2 separate regions of the Homo sapiens genome follow, and region 2 is linked to region 1. The links are chromatin contacts, found by Hi-C in ENCODE. All regions are on one chromosome and are shown on one strand. Each heading gives the region's core, a stretch centred on a gene start or an enhancer-like site at or near the end of the contact. The rest is flanking DNA. Distances are from core to core; before and after follow the strand shown. Region 1 overlaps SLIT1 (slit guidance ligand 1). Region 2 overlaps SLIT1 (slit guidance ligand 1).

Region 1 (3,056 bases), core at 416-2,915:
CCAGACTTCAACTTCTGGAAGTGGGAAGGGAGCAGGGGCAAGAGGGGCCAAAGGATTATTCAGGGCAGGTGAGCCCAGCAGATAACACCCAGGGCTGGGCTGACCTGGGCCCTTGGGCTTCCCCTCTCTTTTCTCCCCGCAGACGCCTGGAGCTGAACGGCATCAAGTCCATCCCTCCTGGAGCCTTCTCACCCTACAGAAAGCTACGGAGGATGTGAGTGCCTCCCACTGCTTCCTGGGGAGCTGGTACAGGGCTGACGGAGATCCTGGGTGGTCCCACAGCCCTGGGGCAGGCCCTAACTCAGCCCCCCACAGCTGAGTGGCCTTGGCCAGCCACCTGACCTTCCTGCCCTTCAGGCTGCTTGGCTGTGATGCGGGGACCTCCTTGCAGGGCTATCGTGAGGCCTGAAGGGAGTGCTGAGCCTGAGCCTGGCCTGTGATGGGAGCTGCTTGTCATCCTCCCGTTTCAGCTTGGGTACCAATAGGAGCAATTAAGGATGGGAGGGGGCTAGGAGACTGCCAGGATGCATGGGAAAGCTTTGTCCATAACTTCCCAAGCTGGAGTGCCCCCTCCTGCCCAGCCCTCAGACTGCACAGGGAAATAGCGGCCATGGGCTTTTCAAATGGAGGAGAGATCTGGCCTCTCACTATTCTCATTTCAAAGCACTCCACCCTGCTCCTGTGACATCTAGGAGGTGGAGGGGACTGGGCAGGGCTTAGTGGCTGTTGAGGGATTCAGATGCCCCCTCTCCTTCTGCTCACCTTGCAGAGACCTGAGCAACAATCAGATCGCTGAGATTGCACCCGACGCCTTCCAGGGCCTCCGCTCCCTGAACTCGCTGTGAGTAGCAGTGCCAAGGCTTCCTCAGTGGCCCAGGGCATCCCCTGAGGAGGCTGGCAGGGCCCAGGGTCCTGGTGGATGCAGGAGGAGGAGCAGGGCTATGCCCCCCTCCACACAGCCCCTGCCCACCCCAGCCTCAGTGGGTCATCCTTTGGCTGCAAAGGGTTTGCTGTTCCAGCTCCCTCTTCCTCACTGGTGGACCCTCCGACGCTGGGAGCGGGAGAAGTGTGGAGAAGCTAGGCAGAGCTGTTGCCCCTGGCAACTGGGATGCACTCCCTGCCACAGTGAGGATTTTCCCAGCATTCTTTGCACAACCATCTTGGCCCCGTCCCCCGCCCGAAGCCCAGCATGCTGTGCTCCTGAGGCCTCTGCAGTCACCGCAGGGCCAGTGAGCACCAGCTCCAGTTGTGACATCTGCCACAACTTGCTATCTTTTATCCCAAATGTAATGAATCCCAAGATGTGGTGGGTGCTGCTAGGACAGTGTTTGCCCGCTCCTCCTTCAGTATTTCCCTTCCTTCAGGATCTACTGGGGAAGTCTGTCAATAAAACATACAAAAGGTAGTGAAGCACCTCCCTCTCCCACTCACCAAGGGCCTCACTACCCGAGGTCCTACAGCACTTTGTCTGTACAGAGAGCACACTCAGGGTGCCCTGGAGTTGGGCGAGCTCCCTGTAGGAGGGGCCATTTGTTACTCTAGGGGATGAGTGTTTTCACCTGCTCCTTGGCAGCACAGGACTCATGCTTGGCATAGACTAGAGGCCTGGCAAGTACAACGGAATAGAACTCCCCCGGGGAGTGCAGGAGCCTGCCAGCTCAGTGCCTTCTGTGTATGCCATCTTTTCTTGGAGCAGAGTCCAAGTAGAGGGTGGGGCCAATTATGAATGGCACCCCTGAAGTTGTGCAGTGTACACCCTACACAGCTGTACATGATAGCCTGGTGAGGGATCGTTGTCATTGGCTGAGGAGATCAGATTCTGAAGGTGGCCTGCCAAAATGCAGGGCCCTTCCTCTGAGAAGTGAATAAAGCTCTCCTAAGTTGGAACATGGCAGTCTAAAAAGGTAAAAGTGAATAACCCAACCAAGTGGATTTCTGTTGTTCATGGGTACCTGGTCACAGCCACCTCCCTGCATATAGGAACGTGGATGATTCCAGTACACCCCATCAACAGTGTCTACCTCGGCCAGCCCTGACCTTGCCTCCCTGCTTCAGTTCCTGCCCCCTCTGCTCCATTTCCCACCCAGCAGCTTGAGGGGTGTTTCTGAAATGGGAATCTGATGCTGTCTCAGTGGCTTCCTGATGCTGGCTGGGTAAAGACCAAGTTACTGTCCCATTTGTTCCCTCCATTCCAGCCACACTGGCCCCGTCACCTGTCCACACACGACAGGCACACACAGCTCCCACTGCAGGGCCTTTGCTGTTGCTGTGCCTCACTCCAGGAATGACCTTGAAGCCATGTTTGAAGAGGAAGTACCCAGGATTTTTTACTCAGCTTGAACGTTTACGAGGGTAGCTTGTGGGGTCCGATTATGATATTGGGAATGGCATACAACCCCCCTCCCCAAACCTCCTGGATGTTTTCACTGTCCTCCTGAACCCACCCATGTCTACATGTGTTTTTTTGAACTTTTGTTTTTTTAAAAAACCTATACATGGAATTCATGCTCAATGCAGAAAACTTTGAAAATGCTAAAGTATAAAAAAAAAATGCTTGAAGTCCCACCATCCGGATCTCACACTGCATATGCCGTCTGGCATTCTATTTTTTCCTGTAACTCTCTGAAAATATGTTAATTATTCCTGCCCATGGGATTTTCTCTTCTCTCAACAATCTCCTTTTGGATTCTGGACCAGATGAATTTCCCAGGAAGTGCCCCTTTGCAGCCTTCTGTGGGGTCCACGTGTGAGGGCGGTGAAGCAGGAGCTGCTTTGTTAGTGATTGGAGTCAGGGGCATCTCTAGCCCATAGGGCACTTTACGCCAAGAAGCAGGCAACGCTTTCTTAAGACACTTTACTGTCATCTGTGGACAAGTTGCTATAACAAATATACACCATTAGGATGTGCTCCATGTAAATGGCTTAGGGGCAGCGCTGTTGAGCTGGGGCCGTCTGCAGAGTTGTGCTATTGCCCTGGTGGGCTGTCCTCTAACCCTCCTCTCTGCTGCCTTTTCTCCAGGGTCCTCTATGGAAACAAGATCACAGACCTCCCCCGT
Region 2 (3,056 bases), core at 381-2,880, 38 kb before region 1:
AACTATAAACTGGGCTTGCTGATTCATTTGAAATGGCAATATCAACATGATAACATTAACAAAATCGTTAGGCTGGTGATTGCAAATGTACGTGTGGAAGTGAAAGGAAGCACTCTGAACAAAGCAAACACAGCTTGCCATCTCTCTTTGTAGGGCATGGCAGAGAAGTACGAGGACTGATGGCTGCCCACAGATTGTGTATGGCTGGGGAAGGCCTTCCTGGAATAGTGGAAATAATGAGAAATTTAATATTTTGCCTGGGGCTGCAGATTGCAGACCAGGACATATAGCAGAGGGCTGCAGTATAGCAAACTGAACGAATGATCAGAGTGGAGTAAGTCAGGGAAGACTTCCTGGAGGGGGCTCCTTGAGACTTAAAAAACACCCACTACCAAAAGTTTTAGATTGTTTGCTTTTGTATTAGCATCCACATAGGGAAGGCAAGACGTCTTTGATAAAGAAAGAAATCTAAACTGTGGTTGTTCTTTCTATGCTTTTAACAGCTAGTTTTTCCTCCCACAGAAGCATCGTTCTCACCTCTAAACCCCCACCCCACCGCCACCGTCTTAATGAAGTGACCTTTTAGTGCATTGAGTTGGAAATGCTTTCTCTGTAAAAATTATTTCCTCCATGACCCAGGAGTAAATTATTTAGTGGTCTCTGAGACCTTCTACAAGTGAAGTTTCCAAATGAGCCAGATGCATTCCCATGAACTCTGACCTTGCTTAGCAGACATAAAACACAACAGTGAATCTCTCCTGAGACAGCAAAGCATCAAGGCACTCCATGCTCTGGGATCCTCTTTCTCAGGCCCATCAGCGTAGTAGCTGTAGGGATGAGATGTGGTTGCAGTGTTAGACGCAGGAGTGTGTGTGCAGGACGTGGAGGCGCTTGGGTGGGAGCCTGGCCTAGGCTAGGCGGGTGCTAGTGAGGAGCCCGGAGGCAGGGTCAGCCTCTTTTGGGGTGCCAGGCGCTGTGCACTCTCATCTTGCCTTCCTAGTATCCCTGAGAAAAAATGGGAGCTTTGGATGGTACAGAACTCCAGAGAGGAGCAGGAAGGCTGTACGTTTGGCAGACAGCTGGTTGGGCGGTTTAAATTTGTCCAAATGAGGATAAAGCCACCCAGGAGGGGCTTGTTGGTGGCTCTCATTAAATACAAAACTAAATGGGATTTAATTTTTCTGCCTCTATGAGTCTTTTCACACCCAGGCATTTCTAAATCACACCACGTGCCCTGATTCTTGAGAGAGAAAATGTGGTTACTAGAAGTGAGAAAACCGCTGGCCCCTGGGTTTTTCTGGGTTTGCTGGGGGAAGGGGGCTCTCCGCCTCCCCTCTCTCGGGGTCGAGCTGGGGCGGGTGGGCTGTGCTGTGGGCAGGTGGCGAAGCAGCCCTGCAAGAGGTGGGAGTGAGGAGCCGCTGACATTTCATTCCTGGCCCCTCCTGCTCGGGCTCCGTGAAGCCTTTTTAGCTTGGCTGCTGGAAGCTTCGAGCTGATAATCATGAGGGAGTGTAAATGTCAGCGGGCTCCCGGCTTCAATCAGAGCTGTTAAAAATAAGCCTGGCAAGGCAGCTCTGCCAGAGGTGCGCTCAGAGAGTGGTGGGGAGGGCAGGAGGGGTTGAGGGAACAGGGCGCTGGCGGGGGGGCTCGAGGGCGTGATGGCGAGAGGATGTCAAGCCTAGTTTCTGGCAAGTAGTGAGTGGGGGCAGGAAGCAGAGACAGACACGAAGGAAATACTTATTTTCTTTTCTCAGCCTTTTTTGTGATTAAAAAAACAAGTGACATCTCAAATTTCATTTGGAAAGGAAAAAGCAGAAGGCAGTGGTCTGGGTCCCTAAGCTCGGGCCGCAGCTGGCTGTTTTGTTTGCTGGGCTGAAATTCTAACGGTGCCTGAAATCAGAGTGCCTGGCACACCAGGGCAGAGGCAGGGGGTAGGGGGACAGCTGCCAGCCTCACTCAGGGTGAGAGATTCTTTCTCTGCTTGGCCACTGGGGAGGAAGCACAGCCCCAGGTGAGATCCGGGAGGGACCTTGCACCTCTCAACTCAAAGGGTGCCCTTGGCTGGCAGCATCAGCCTCCGGGGTAACACAGACTCTCAGGCCCACCCCAGACCTGCCCATCTGAACAAGTCCCCAGGGGATTTGTGTGCACATTAGTGGCTGGGAAACACTGCTTTAGAGATGATAGCGTCTGTGTCTTCAGATGGGGACGTGGAATTCCAGAGTGGCAGAGGGTCGCACCCAAGGTCACACACCTGGTGCAGGAAACGAGGGCCTCTGAACCGGGGTCTGGAGCATTTTTCCATCCACATGATGTCCGTCATAGAGCTGGGCACAGACGCAGGTTCAACAAGTGCAGCTGTTACTTCTCTTCCTGCTGCAGTATGGTGGCTTTTCTAACCAGGGGGAATAGCTTCAGGGACCAATCGGTATATCTGGGTGGACTTCAGTTCTCACTAAGAATCTCCCTGGCACGGGATTCAGTCCTATCCCTTTTTTCATTTGGGACATGCTAGCTTCTCCCCGCTTGTCCCAGAGTTGGCATCTGAAGCTGTGCAAGGAAGCAAGGTGCAAAATGGGTGTGGAAGGCCCTGGGAAGCCCCAAGAAGAGGGACCTTCCATGGGAAGTAGTGGTTGGTCCATAAGAATAGCATTAGGATGTGGTGAGGTCAGCAACTGGACTCTGGCTGGAAAGCATGGATGCAGTTTAATTGGGTTTCTTTCTCTCTCTTTTTTTTGTTTTTGAGAAGGAGTTTTGCTCTGTTGCCCAGGCTGGAGTGCACTGGAGCAATCTCTGCTCACTGCAACCTCCACCTTCCGGGTTCAACTAATTCTCCTGCTTTAGTCTCCCTAGTAGCTGGGACTACAGGTGCCCACTACCATGCCTGACTAACTTTTGTATTTTCAGTAGAGACGGGGTTTCACTATGTTGGCCAGGCTGGTCTTGAACTCCTGACCTCAGATGATCCACCTGCCTCGGCCTCTCAGAGTGCTGGGATTATAGGCATGAGCCACTGCACCTGGCCTATCTCTCTCTCTCTCTTTCTGGCAGTTGGG

The links. A loop is a pair of places that touch in the nucleus more often than their neighbours do.
Region 2: a map with no recorded cell type shows a loop between it and region 1 (7-fold over the local background). The contact joins two enhancer-like sites. A Hi-C loop is called at or near these places in 1 of 168 maps with a recorded cell type or tissue (transverse colon) and 1 of 37 single-sample maps with no recorded cell type.

What each region holds. Positions count from the first base shown.
Region 1 is chr10:97,057,245-97,060,300 of GRCh38, reverse strand. It overlaps SLIT1 (slit guidance ligand 1), which reads left to right. Exons shown (of 37, transcript NM_003061.3): 10 at 143-214; 11 at 770-841; 12 at 3,020-3,056. Among named protein-coding and RNA genes, the nearest start is that of SLIT1-AS1, 44 kb to the left of the region's middle. Within about 2 kb of position 1,665, at least 2 of the 41 ENCODE cell types and tissues checked have a DNase peak (open chromatin) inside an H3K27ac peak, as active enhancers do.
Region 2 is chr10:97,094,970-97,098,025 of GRCh38, reverse strand. All of the region lies in intron 4 of SLIT1 (slit guidance ligand 1), which reads left to right. Among named protein-coding and RNA genes, the nearest start is that of SLIT1-AS1, 6.3 kb to the left of the region's middle. Within about 2 kb of position 1,630, at least 5 of the 41 ENCODE cell types and tissues checked have a DNase peak (open chromatin) inside an H3K27ac peak, as active enhancers do.